Regions from separate parts of the Homo sapiens genome. Here regions 2 and 3 are each linked to region 1. The links are chromatin contacts, found by Hi-C or POLR2A ChIA-PET in ENCODE. All regions are on one chromosome and are shown on one strand. The core of a region is the stretch at or near the end of the contact, and the rest is flanking DNA. Distances in the headings are between cores, read along the strand shown. Region 1 holds the start of ATP5MC1 (ATP synthase membrane subunit c locus 1). Region 2 holds the start of KPNB1-DT (KPNB1 divergent transcript). Region 3 holds the start of TOB1 (transducer of ERBB2, 1).

Evidence for each region. A loop is a pair of places that touch in the nucleus more often than their neighbours do. ChIA-PET counts read pairs that join two places held with the same protein, here RNA polymerase II (POLR2A). Pooled maps may share reads with other maps.
Region 2: a loop to region 1 is called in a map of naive thymus-derived CD4-positive, alpha-beta T cell, with 14 times the contacts of the local background. The contact joins the promoter of KPNB1-DT here to the promoter of ATP5MC1 in region 1. A Hi-C loop is called at or near these places in 1 of 168 maps with a recorded cell type or tissue (naive thymus-derived CD4-positive, alpha-beta T cell), 1 of 37 single-sample maps with no recorded cell type and 7 of 50 pooled maps. POLR2A ChIA-PET finds 5 or more read pairs at or near these places in 2 of 52 experiments (WTC11 and naive thymus-derived CD8-positive, alpha-beta T cell).
Region 3: a loop to region 1 is called in a pooled map, with 22 times the contacts of the local background. The contact joins the promoter of TOB1 here to the promoter of ATP5MC1 in region 1. A Hi-C loop is called at or near these places in 6 of 50 pooled maps. POLR2A ChIA-PET finds 5 or more read pairs at or near these places in 2 of 52 experiments (BJ and activated CD4-positive, alpha-beta T cell).

Annotation. Positions count from the first base shown.
Region 1 is chr17:48,890,259-48,894,353 of GRCh38, reverse strand. ATP5MC1 (ATP synthase membrane subunit c locus 1) reads right to left here and starts at 1,567. Exons shown (of 5, transcript NM_005175.3): 1 at 1,444-1,567; 2 at 898-945. The coding sequence starts at 936. LOC105371814 (a long non-coding RNA gene) reads left to right here. Exons shown (of 4, transcript NR_135674.1): 2 at 1,677-2,107. RefSeq lists enhancers at 765-814, 855-964, 1,545-1,664, 1,675-2,134, 1,772-2,751.
Region 2 is chr17:47,646,606-47,650,687 of GRCh38, reverse strand. KPNB1-DT (KPNB1 divergent transcript) reads left to right here and starts at 1,260. Exons shown (of 4, transcript NR_171700.1): 1 at 1,260-1,292. It overlaps KPNB1 (karyopherin subunit beta 1), which reads right to left and starts at 769. Exons shown (of 22, transcript NM_002265.6): 1 at 404-769; 2 at 244-302. The coding sequence starts at 443. RefSeq lists silencers at 99-238, 349-418, 849-1,028, 1,039-1,088, 1,099-1,368 and an enhancer at 1,769-2,614.
Region 3 is chr17:50,864,283-50,868,664 of GRCh38, reverse strand. TOB1 (transducer of ERBB2, 1) reads left to right here and starts at 2,311. Exons shown (of 2, transcript NM_005749.4): 1 at 2,311-2,607. TOB1-AS1 (TOB1 antisense RNA 1) reads right to left here and starts at 1,986. Exons shown (of 2, transcript NR_038458.1): 1 at 1,448-1,986; 2 at 294-1,169. RefSeq lists silencers at 1,976-2,485, 2,496-3,105 and an enhancer at 3,646-3,695.

The sequences.
Region 1 (4,095 bases), core at 318-2,817:
ACATCCTACCAAATCAGTCAAGGAAAAAAAATCCTAATTGCTGAGCTGTCAAAAATGACTACAGATTTCATAAACAGAATAAGTTCAATGTATTTCAAGGTCAATTTATTCCTGTTCCTATCAGATAGGCCTGCCCCAGAGACAGCTGTCTCAATAGCTTGATATAGTCAGCAGTGGCAACCTTCACCATTCAAAACCAAACCAAAGTTCACTTCTTTGGGCACAGCTTTAATCAGCTTCTCAGAATGGAACAAGAACCCACACTAATACCAAAGCAGGTACAGGAAAGGTTTATACCCAGATCACCAAGTAATCAGATGGGGGAAATTTTATTCTGCTAAAATACACTCACAGCTACACACCCTAAATGGAGTGGGCCAGTCAGCCCCGGAAACCGACTGGAATAGCCATCCAAGGAGAGCCATCTGTAACATGGCTTTTTTGAAATAATTTTTAGTGCAGTGGTTCTCAAACTTGGCTGCACGGTGGAATCATCTGGAGAAGTCTTAAAAGATACAGATGCCTGGGTTCCACCCCCATTCCCAAAGTCTGATGCAAATGGTCTAAGGTGCAGCCTAGGCATCAGGATTTTAAAAAGTTCCCTGGATGATTCTAACGTGCAGCCACTGTTGAAAACCACTGTTTTAGTGGGCTGTCTCTATGGCCAGGACAGACTGGGGATAAAAATCAAATCCAGACTCTCTGACCACATTCCAAAGCCAAGATAGCTTGGTTCACAGGCCCAGATAAACAGGGGTTACCTTCATCACATCCTACAGCCACCTCAAAGAGCCTACATCATCAGGACGCCAAGCTCCCCTGGGTTCATTCATTAAACACTGATGGCGTCCACACCATACACCTGGTACTACAGAGCACTGCGGCGCGGCACCTTACCAGAGCTGGAGAAATGAATAATGCCCCGGCGGTCTGCATTTTTTCAGTCTGCAGAGGGGGAAAAAATAGTAATAATAATCCCACTGAGACCCTGGTTGTTTGCTTATAATGACGACCTTTGGTCGTCCCCTTCACCCCCGTCCGTCCTCCCTAGACCACGCTCTTCCTTGCACCGTGCCCCAGCTGAGGAGGGCATTAGAGGTCAGAGGGACAGAGCAGTGGGTCTTCAAAGCAAAGTCATGGAGATCGGAAGTCAAGGAAATGTGCCCAAGCCCCAGGAAGGAAATGTTGCGAAAGGGAATGGTCTCTCGGGAAGACTGGAGGCGGATACTGGGCAGGTGTCGCGCAGGATCCTGCCCATCTTACACAGCAGTCCCCGACCCGCCCCAGCCGAGGCAGTCAATCGTTCATTACCGTTGGTAATTAACATTCATTGATAAGGCCATATCTAGATTGCCATAGCCTCTCCCAGCACTGGGGGGAAATACCCCTCCACACTGCCCAGCCCACAACCCTGCCTATTGCTGGCTCCCGGCCCCAAGTCACCTGCACTCCTACTACCCTGCAACCCCTGCTTGGCCCACAGCGCTCGCCCGGCTCAAGGTGACAGACTCACCTCCCAGCTTTAGCCCTTGGTCTCAGCGCTCAGCTTCCCCCACCCACGTGTCCTGGACCTTCTCCATTCTCATTGGCCGTAATATCCCCGCGTCCCCATTGGTTGACGTCATCGATTCCCCACTCTTATTGGCTTTCCGCAGCTGCTTCCTCTCCCTCCACAGGAGCTTCGTGGCAATTCCCGCCTCCATGCGGATAGAGGCGGGGCTTTCCTACGAGATCTGGATTACGATTGGCCGATCCCTGAAACGCTCGACCATAGAGTTGGCGGGACTCAGAGGTTCCATAACCTCGCGCACAAGATGGCGACCAAGGTGTACGCTGAAGAAAAAGGCGTGGGAGAGATGACGGGACGTGTGACGCAGTCAGACACATGACTTTGGCCCCGAGCCTTCATTCGGGCGCTTGGGCCACGGGGCGCGTTGCATGTTGGGATTGGTAGTTGCGCTGAGGGGGGGGGCCCAAGGACAGCTGAGATCCCGCGAGATATTCTAGGCCGGGAGAGCCGATGCCTTTGCAGTAATTCCCACCGTGGAGGTTTGTGGAAAGACCGCTTTCCATGGAGAGTAAAGGCCGGCTGGAAAGTCCCCAAGCGGTGAGCGCAGTTTTGTGGACCTCAGCCGGTGTTCAGCAGTCATGGACTATCATCCAGATGGCTTTCTAAAACATTTGTTGGGCCGGGTGCAGTGGCTCACGCCTGTAATCCCAGCACTTTGGGAGGCCGAGGCGGGCGGATCACCTGAGGTCAGGAGTTCGAGATCAGCCTGACCAGCATGGTGAAACCCCGTCTCTACTAAGAATACAAAAATTAGCCGGGCATGGTGGTGGCGCGTGCCTGTAATCCCAGCTACTTGGGAGGCTGAGGCAGGAGAATCGCTTGAACCCGGGAGGCCGAGGTTGCAGGGAGCCGAGATCGCGCCACTGCACTCCAGCCTGGGCAACTGAGCAGGATTCCGTCTCGGGGGAAAAAACAAACAAAAAAATTGTTTATTTTGTAAAAACAACACTGAAAGAATGAAATAATATCCCTATAGAAAAACGAGCAAAGGATAGGAACAGGCAATTCAGTAAGGAAGAAATATGAATTGCAGGAACGAATGTCAGCCTTCCTAATCAAAGAAATATAAGTTTAAACGCTCCGCTTAGTACTGCTCAAAACAGCAGAGTTCTTTTTATTAATGTGAGCCACACGCTCTCCTATATTGCTGGTGAGAGGATGAATTAGAAAACCTTCCTTGAAAGCAGTTTGGCAATATTTATTTTTATTCAAAGGCTGTGAATGGGCCATCCTCTTTGACCCAGTAATTCTTGAGTAACTAAGAGCCTTTAAGCTCTCCATCCACTTTTCATCCAGTAATATCACTTCTAGGAATTTATTTTGAAGAATCAGAAATGCAGATTCTTTTAAAAAGATGTGCATTTGCAGAGTTTGTCGAAATTGGAAACAAGTAAATGTTCCACTGACAGTAAAAGGTGAAATAAGTTATGATATTTTCACTTGATGAAATAAGCAGAAATAAAACAGGAAATAAAATCATGTGTTTTTTTTGAGACGGAGTCTCGCTCTGTTGCCAAGCTGGAGTGCAGCGGCGCTATCTCGGCTCACTGCAAGCTCCGCCTCCCGGGTTCACGCCATTCTCCTGCCTCAGCCTCCGGAGTAGCTGGGACTATAGGCGCCCGCCACCACGCCCGGCTAATTTTTTGTATTTTTAGTAGAGACGGGGTTTCACCGTGTTAGCCGGGATGGTCTCGATCTCCTGACCTCGTGATCCGCCCGCCTCAGCCTCCCAAAGTGTTGGGATTACAGGCGTGAGCCAGCGCGCCCGGCCATGTTTTTGAAGAATATTTTATTTTTATTATTATTATTTTTTGAGACGGAGTCTCACTCTGTTTCACACACTGTAGTGCGGTGGTGCGGTCTCTGCTCACTGCAACCTTTGCCTCCCCGGTTCAAGCAATTCTCCTGCCTCAGCCTCCCAAGTAGCTGGGATTACAGGCGCGCACCACCATGCCCGGCTAATTTTTGTATTTTTAGTAGAGAAGGGGTTTCACCATGTTGGTCAGGCTGGTCTTGAATTCCTGACCTCAAGTGATCTGCTCGCCTTGGCCTTCTAAAGTGCTGGGATTGCAGGCATGAGCCACTGCGCCTGGCCTTGAAGAAGATTTTATATTGAGAAATATTTTATAATGCAAAACTATGCATAGAATTGTGAAAAAATATGCATGGAAAAAGAATGAAAAAAATGTTGAAAATTAATAGTGAATTCTAGAGGGTGTAATAAATTGATTTATATTTTTATGAGTATGGGTACTTTATAATAGAAACATATTTTAAAAATTACACTAATCTGGCAATTCACAAGTCTGGACTCTTAAGAAAACTTTTTTTTTTTTAATAATTTTTTTGTTTTTAGAAACAGGGTCTCACTCTGTTGCCCAGGCTGGAGTGCAGTGGTGCAATCATCCCTCACTATTATAGCCTTAATCTCCTGGGCTCAAGTAACCCTCCCTCCTCACTCTCCCAAGTATCTAGGACTACAGGTGGGATCTTGCTATGTTGTCCAGGCTGGTCTCAAACTCCTG
Region 2 (4,082 bases), core at 11-2,510, 1.2 Mb after region 1:
TTGGGCGGCAGGCAGCTCGGCGCGCCAAGCCATTGGCCAGTCGCGAGGCCCGGGGCGGGACACACCCACCGGCTTCCCGATGGCGGGGTTAGGTTGGACCGGGTTGGGGGGGGAGGGGGAGGGGGGAGGGGGACGGGATGGGGCGGGGTAGGTTCCCGAGGCCTGGGCCTCCGGGAGGGCGGGAAGGCCCCGCACGCAGGGGATGGGGACGCGGCGGGATGGGCGCGGCGGGGTAGCACGCACCAGGTTCTCCACGGCCGCACGCTCCAGGAACTTCTGCGCCGCTTCCAGCTCCAGCCGATCTAGGGGGAGGAAAGTGGGAGACGGAGCGGGGTCAGAGGGGCCGGGCCTCCCCTCCCCCACCCCAATCACCTCAGCCCTACCCCCGGCTCCTGCGTCCTACCGGGAGACACGGTCTTCTCGAGAATGGTGATCAGCTCCATGGCGGAGGTGGCGGCGGCGGCGACTCCTCCTAAGACGACGGCCCGGCCTTTCGGGCGGCGGCTCGAACTGGGGATGGGGGTTGGGGGTCGGGTGGGAAGGGAGGGTGGGGTGGGGGGCGGGGGTCACCACAAACCCATTCACCGGCTCTGTCTGGGTAGTCGGTCCGGCTCCCCTTCCTCTCCTCTTCCCTTACTTCCTCCCTCCAAATGGGCTGCTGGCGGCGGGGGAGGGACCCTGGGGGCAGCTCAGAGCGCGCTGGTGCTCGGGAGGCGGAGGGAGAAAGAAGGAAGGGAGGCTGTGAGTGAGAGGCGGCGCGCAGGGAGGGAGCGAGGGAGGGAGGAAGGCGGAGGGATATTCGGACCGGACCTCTCCGCGGAGGCGCCGCGCTCCACGACGATTGGCCGTTGTCCTGGCCACGCGGAATCCCTAACTGGCCAGGCGCTCAGCGTCGAAGGGCCGTCTCGCGCCCATTCGCCTGCTGGTTTCAAGGCCCGGGTTGGCTGGGCGGGCAGCGGAATGGAGCGCGCGGATTGGCCGAGGGGAGGGAGATTGGGATGGGGTAGGAGAGAGCCCGCCGTTGATTGGGTGGGCTTGGTAAAGGCCTTGAGCTCAGACCGGCTGAGCGCTGGGAGGAGGGTGGACCGGAGGCACGACTCGGATCCTGCGCGATTGGCTGGGATAGTAGGCGTTGATAGGATAGGGTGCCCGGGAGAACTAAGGAGAGGAGTTCGGGGTCGGGGCGCGGGAAGGCGGGAGGTGCCCGGCAACCCTAGGAGCCCGGCGCGGGGCACGATGGGACGCCCCCGGGAAGAGGCGGAGCTGGGTTCGAGCGCTGGGGCTGCGGTTGGGTAAGCGCCGTCGCTCCGAGGGGCGTGTTGCGCGAGGTTTTCGCGGGCCTGAGCGGGGGAGGGGGGACTGTTGAAGTCCTGCGCCGCGCCCACAGGAAGCTGCTTTAATGGCTAGGTCGGCTTGGTACCCTGCTTTCGGCTGGGAGGGATCCGTAAGGCCATGTGGCTCCACTGCCAATGTGTAGATGTGGAAACTGAAGCCCAGAGAGGGTATGGAACTTGTCCAAGGTCACACAGCTGGTTAATGGCTTGGTAAGGAATGGGTTCAGGAGCCCAGAGAGGGTCTGGAACTTGTCCAAGGTCACACAGCTGGTTAGTGGCTTGATAAGCTCAAGCTCTCCTGACGGCCCTTGTCCCTACAAGCAGCTTCCTCTCCAAGGAGTCCCCTAAGCCTGCTTATATGGGGCTTGAGACCTGTGCTGTGATAAATCTGACTTGCTTAGGGGTGAGCTAAGGGATTCCTCCTCTTAGACCCCCCATCCATAGCTACCAGGTACTTGACAGGATGGAAATGTTTCACCCTCCAAAAGTACCCTGTAAAGGCCCAACCTCGAACCAGAAAGAATGTGTGTACAGGAATAAAGGATTGTGGTTCTTAACCTGTTTCAGTTCTCAACCCCGGAAGAAACTCATGAATGCCTTTTCTTAGCAAAATGCATATAAAGAAAACGTGGGCCGGGCGCTGTGGCTCGCGCCTGTAATCCCAGCACTTTGGGAGGCCGAGGGGGGCGGATGACGAGTCAAGAGATCGAGACCATCCTGGCCAACATGGTGAAACCCCGTCTCTACTAAAATATAAAAAATTAGCCCGGTGTGGTGGCGCGTACCTGAAGTCCAAGCTATTCCTGAGGCTGAGGCAGGAGAATCGCTTGAACCCTGGACGCAGAGGTTGCAGTGAGCCGATATCGCGCCACTGCAGTCCAGCCTGGCGACAGAGCGAGACTCCATCTCAAAGAAAAGAAAAAAAATGTGCATACAGTATGTGGCTCAGGCCTGCAATCCCAGGACTTTGGGAGGATCGCTTGAGCCCAGGGGTTCAAGACTAACCTGGACAACTTAGCGAGATCCTGTCTCTTTTAAAAAAAATGAAGATTTTTAAAATGATAAAGGAAAAGTGTAATAATAGGGCCGGGCGCGGTGGCTCATGCCTGTAATCCCAGCACTTTGGGAGGCCGAGGCGGGCGGATCACTTGAGGTCAGGAGTTCAAGACCAGTCTGGCCAACATGGTGAAACCCTGTCTCTACTAAAAATACAAAAAAAAAAAAAAAACCTAGCCGAGCGTGGTGGCGCACGCCTATAATCTCAGCTCCTCAGGAGGCTGAGACAGAATCTCTTGAACCCGGGAGGCAGAGGTTGCAGTGAGCCAAGACTTCACCACTGCACTTCAGCCTGGGCGACAGTTAAGACTCTCAAAAAAAGAAAAAATAAATGGTAACAAAGAATTTCTTGAATTGTTTCATTTTCACAGTAATGATGTAGGGGTAATTGGATGTAGCTGGTTCATAGAGCTTTTTACCATATGACTTGAGCTTGTGAGGTAATTGCCCTGCAGTAGCCACACTGGGAAAACCTAGGAGGAAGTCTGACTTTGTTGAAAGGTTTCACAAAGAATTAGGAAAGATTGGCCAACTCTTTGTTAAAAGAGGAAGAAATGGTCTTTCTCTGCTAGAGATATCTTTGCAGTTTTGAAGCTAGAAATGTAGGGACACCATTCCTCACACCATACTGTGACTAGTGGATTTCCCATGGCTTAGCAGCTAACCCCAGCCTTTTGCTTCATCTATTAACTGTGGAAGAACTGCCCTGTGTGTGTAACTTTGTTATAAATCAGTGAAGATTGGGCCAGGGCGTGGTGGGTCACGCCTTTAATCCCAGCACTTTGGGAGGCTGAGGTGGGCAGATCAACTGAGGTCCGGAGTTAGAGACCAGCTTGGCCAACACAGTGAAACCCTGTCTCTACTGAAATACAAAATTAGCCGGGCGTGGTGGTGGGCACCTGCAATCAATCCCAGCTACTCAGTAGGCTGAGGCAGGAGAATTGCCTGAACCCGTGAGGCAGAGGTGGTAGTGAGCTAAGATTGCACCACCGCACTCCAGCCTGGGTGACAGAGCAAGACTCCATCTCAAAAAAAACCCACTGTACTCCAGCCTGGATGACAGCAAGACTCCATCTCAAAACAAAACAAAACAAAACAACACTGCATTCAGCCTGGGTGCCAGAGCAAGACTCCATTTCAAAAAAAAAGAAATCAATGAAGATTGGCCATGCGTGGTGGCTCACGCCTGTCATTGCAGTACTTTGGGAGGCTGAGGCTGGAGGATCTCTTGAGCCCAGGAGTTTGAGGCCAGCCTGACCAACATGGTGAAACCCTGTCTGTACTAAAAATACAAAAATTAGCCGGGTGTGGTGGTGGGAGCCTGTAATCCTAGCTACTTGGGAGGCTGAGGCAGGAGAATCACTTGAACCCAGAAGTCAGAGGTTGCAGTGAGCCGAGATTGCGCCACTGCACTCCAGCCTGGGCGACAGTGAGACTGTGTCCCCCCACCGCCGCTAAAAAGTCAATGAAGATTAAGTGAGATGACATCTGTGAAAATCCTGGAATTGTCCTTACCTGAGTTACCTACACTACAAATTATCCATAATTTGTTTCACTCAAGCTAACTTTCCCCTGCTCTCCAGCAGTTTGCTGGGCTACCTCTGTCTCAACATCAGTCATGATGATACCAGTGAGGGCAAATGGATTTTTAAAGCAACTGAAATAAGAGCAAAACCCTGTCTCTATACAATT
Region 3 (4,382 bases), core at 1,062-3,561, 2.0 Mb before region 1:
CTCTTTAGAGAATTATTGAAAAGTACAGATAAGTTTGACAAAATTACAATTCATCTATCTTTAGACATTTTAGTCTCAGCCATGCCTAATATGCCCCCCCAATATAAAATTACTAATCAAGACACATGGTCCCGCAGTTCTAGATGTTTGGTACAGTACCATTATTTGCCTAATGGTAAAAGAAGTTGTGCTTCTAGAACACGTGAAAAATGAAGTGTTTCTTTTGGTAAGGCATTCCAAGGATATCCTGTCTAGTTTCTTGAAATTTCTGTGCTTAATTAGAAAACTAAAAATAACTCACTTTTATTACAGATGGACTTGTCATTACAGAAAACCAAAAACAAACAAATAAAAAAAGAAAACTGAACAAATCATTTATATTTGACGCTTTGATGACATTTCAATGCAGAGGAAGGGACATTTTAATTTAAATGCTTTCACAGTTTTGCCATACTTTCACATTTCAATTCCACTCCTGTTTGCAACTAAAAAACCCAAACACTCAAAAAAAAAAAAAAATCACATTAATCAGAATTTAAGGAGTCACTTAGTAAAACTATGTTTTAGGAATCTGTACAATAAACATGAAATCAGTCACCTGACCACTCCCCACCCTCAGCCCATTCCACAAACCCATCTTCCCACCCCTTCTCCTACGCATTGAGCCTTCAGAAATACCCTTTCTCAGTGCGGTTCCTTCTAAAAAGGAGAGGCGGGAGAGTCAGGGTGGAGAAGGCGGCTCCAACCAGATTTTGCGTCCACAAAGCCAAAAGCTTCTAGGCCTGGCATGTACGGCGGGTTTGTGCCCGAGGAGCACAGCTGGTCTACACGGGCCCGCCCCGTAGACACCCTACTCCTCGGTGAGCTGCGGTTTAACTTCCTTATAGCAGGTTGAGAGTGCAGGCCCCAACGTTTGGAGGGGAAGGCGGCGCCCCAACTGGTGTTTTTCCAGGAAGTGCTCCAAGAATGGAGAGGAGAGGGGAAAGGGGAAAGGGGAAGGCCAGGCGATGGGCGTTTCATTCATTGCTTCTTTCTCCCCGTCCCCTCCTTCGCTCCCCCCAGACTTTCCCCTTTTCCCAGTCCGAGTTTGACGTCGGTCTCCTGGATACCAGGCAGCCAATCGCCTCGTTGCGAAGGGACCAGCGCAGCCAATCAGGCGTCGTTGCTACCTGTGAGTAATATTTTTAGCTGAGAGGGACGCTCGATTCCACTCCCGATGTAATTTCGTGTATTTCTCTGGGGCAGGTTGTGAAAAAGGCACTTACCCGCCCCCCACCACGAGTCCCTCTCTTACCCCACTCCCTAGGTACCCGCACATATTTCAGCCAAGAATGATCTTAAACGCGCTTTACAAGCAGGCACCGCGTTTATTCTGTGCACCTGCGATCCAGCAAGCCCTAGAAATGCACGCATGCGTGTGTGTGTAGACATGGACACAGATACATACGCAGTTTGGCCTCGTGTCGCCACACTCTGGGCACGGCGTGGGCTGGGACATTTGGAATAAACGGATCCGAGTCGCAGCCGGGGTCGCACCGGGAGGCCTGAGGCTGCGGAAGCAGTTAAACTGCCGGCGGGGCGGGAGCTGTGGCGGCCTCCCTTCCCCACCCCCAGCCCGGCTCCACGTCTTTGGGTTCTGCAGCTGCCACTCTCTGGGTGGCGGTTGGCCTAGGCCTTGGGGTGATTAATATTCAATTAATCGGGTGCACAAGTCCCGGTCACAGTTTGCCCTTTCTCTACCCCGCCCCTGGGGTGGGCTGGAGGCCGATTTGGTAGCTATTCCACGAGCAGGATCCTCCTTGGCCGCAGACCCCCGCGGAGAGGGCACTTTCTGGGTACTCTTGCCGCTCCTCCAGCCCCGGTTCTCCTGAGCCGCTTCGCCACCAGCTTCGTCCCCCTCCCCCTCTGCCCGGCGCTCTCCGCCTAAACCGGGCGTCAGCCGCCCTACCCCACCCCTTTCTCTCTCATTGGCACGTCTGCCCCCACAGTCCCTTTCCAGACGTTCTCTTCATTCCGTCCCCAGTGCTCCGATCGTCGGTTCATTGGCCCTCCTGGAGCCCGGAGGGTGCGGCTTCCCCACCCCTGCGTCCGCCGCGCGTCCGGACAGGGGCAGGCGGGACTTGGCCAATGGCGTCGGGGGGCAGGGCAGGGGCGGAGCCGGCCGGCGGGGGACCGGGGTGCCGGGCGGGGAGCGCGGGGAATGGCTGCGCCGCCGGAGCTGTGTGACGCGGAGCGGGCGCGCGCACCCCGACGGAGGGGATGGGGGCGGGGAGGAGGCCATAAAACGAGAGGCGGGGCGCGCGCCGCGGCAGAAGGAGCGAAGCTCTGGCCCGGCGTGTAGCGGGCGCACTACGGGGACGCTGGGCCGGGCACCGGGCTGTGTGGAGAAGTGAGCGCGCTCGTCTGACCCCCGTGCCCGCCACCCCGAGCCACTAACGGCGATCTCCCAAGGCCTGCCCGAGGCCTCTGTCCTCTGTCCTCAGCCCCGCAGCGGCAACGTCTTGCACTCGGCGAGCTCGCCGCTCCCGACCCTCCCGCGCCCCCGCCCTGCCGCGCTGCTCCCCGCCCAGCCGCGGGTCTGTGGTCCAAGCCGCCCCGAAGCAGCCCGTAAGTATCTCGGGGCGCCGGGCGGGGTCGGCGAGGAGACGGGAGCCCCGGGCCCAGGCGGCGGAGGAGGGGCTGCAGCGGCGTCGAGCCCTGGGCCCTCGGGAGCTCGGGGACGGCGGGGTCGCGGCCCTGGGCGCCGAGGGGGCAGCGCCAGGACCCGAGGGGAGCGGCTCCGAGGGGCCGCCGGCGCGTCGGGCTCGTCCTGGGCAGTTGGCCGGGGACGGGCGGCCCGGGGCGAGCTGACGGGAATTGGGGGGTTGGGGTGCCCGGAGGAGCGACGAGCTCGCGGTGGAACGCTGGGGTTCGAGGGGCCGGTGGCCGCGAGGCTGAAAATGGTGCCGAGGAACCGGTGCTCCCCCAGGCTCTGGCCGGCTCCCAGGAGCCCGGGGCGGGGGCCACGGGGCGGGGAGCAGCGGGTCGGGTTACGGCGGGGGAGGGGAGCGGCTGACCCGGCGCCCCGACCTGCTCGGTGCTGGGTGCCCAGCCGGGAGAGGTTGCTCTTCCATTTCCCGGGCCTTCCTCCTCCTTCTCCGAGGAGGCTCGTACTCTCTTCCTCCTCCACCTCCACCTCCTCTTGCTGTTGCTGCTGCTGTAGCGCTTGGGCTCCGAGGGCTGTGAGCAGAAATCTAATGAGATCTAACTGGCTGTTTATGTAATTCTTCACACTCCTGCCTGTCTTAAGGCGTTGCTTTGTAACTACCTTCCACCGAGCCTGAATTTCGCTCGGCTGCACCTTCAAGCAATTGGGCTTAATCAGCTGCCTCTGCCGGCACTCAGGCTTTTGACTTGGAAAGTGTTTGTAGTTTGGGGGCAGCCAGAGATTCTTTTTCCCTTTGTCACCACGAATATGGAAAATAGAACAGACGAATTAAGACCAACTTGATTTTTAAACGTACTTTTAAATCAACTTCAGTGTGCAAATAGATCCCTTTCGCAAATATCTTCTGTTTGCCCTTGATCTTTTCTTATCCCCACCCAGTGCTGATCCAGCAAACGTTTAAAGGTCGACCTTACCATACTTGCCTCTCCGGCTGTTACCGTGAGAGGGAGGGAGGGAGAGAGGGACAGACGGAGGTTTTTTAAAATCAGACTAAAACTCAGAAACCCTGGCCTTAAACAGAATAATCAATAGTTTTAATTTGTGTCTTTGCTTTTGTTATACTTGCTGCCGAATAGGTATTTTCAGATTTAGAAAAATACACATTGAAAACAAAAGGCCCAGAGAAGCTGGATTTTATTATATTGTATGCTCTTAGTATACTTAAGGCCGAAACTATATAGAATAATTTGGTTCATAATTATTTACTAGGATGAAGTTCATTTAGTACTCAGTGTCTTTAATTTTAGCATCATGTACTATGGAAATTAAAATGATCTTCCTAACGTAACCAAATTTTTAAATGTCAGTGACAGAGCAGATTTAAACAGTATATATCCAAAGTAAACTAAAACATGGATTCACTTCTAAGTTGGTGAATAACAATAAAAATTACTACCTAAAAGTGGCATCTATATATATGGGGGTGGGGGGAGGATGCTGAGTACAATAAATATTCTTGTGAGAACTGAGGAGAGAAGAATGCATGTTCTAGAGATTTTTCTTCTTAGAACTCTATTCAGAAACAGGTTTTTAAAAGCATTATTTCATTTGTAAATCTACATTTTCCTGTGTCATTTTAAACTTTAATAAACGATTTTCTATTTTATGTTTATTTTGTGCTAGTAACAGTTTTCAGGCTTTCTGTCCTAGTAGACATTTTCTTTTTCTTTTTATC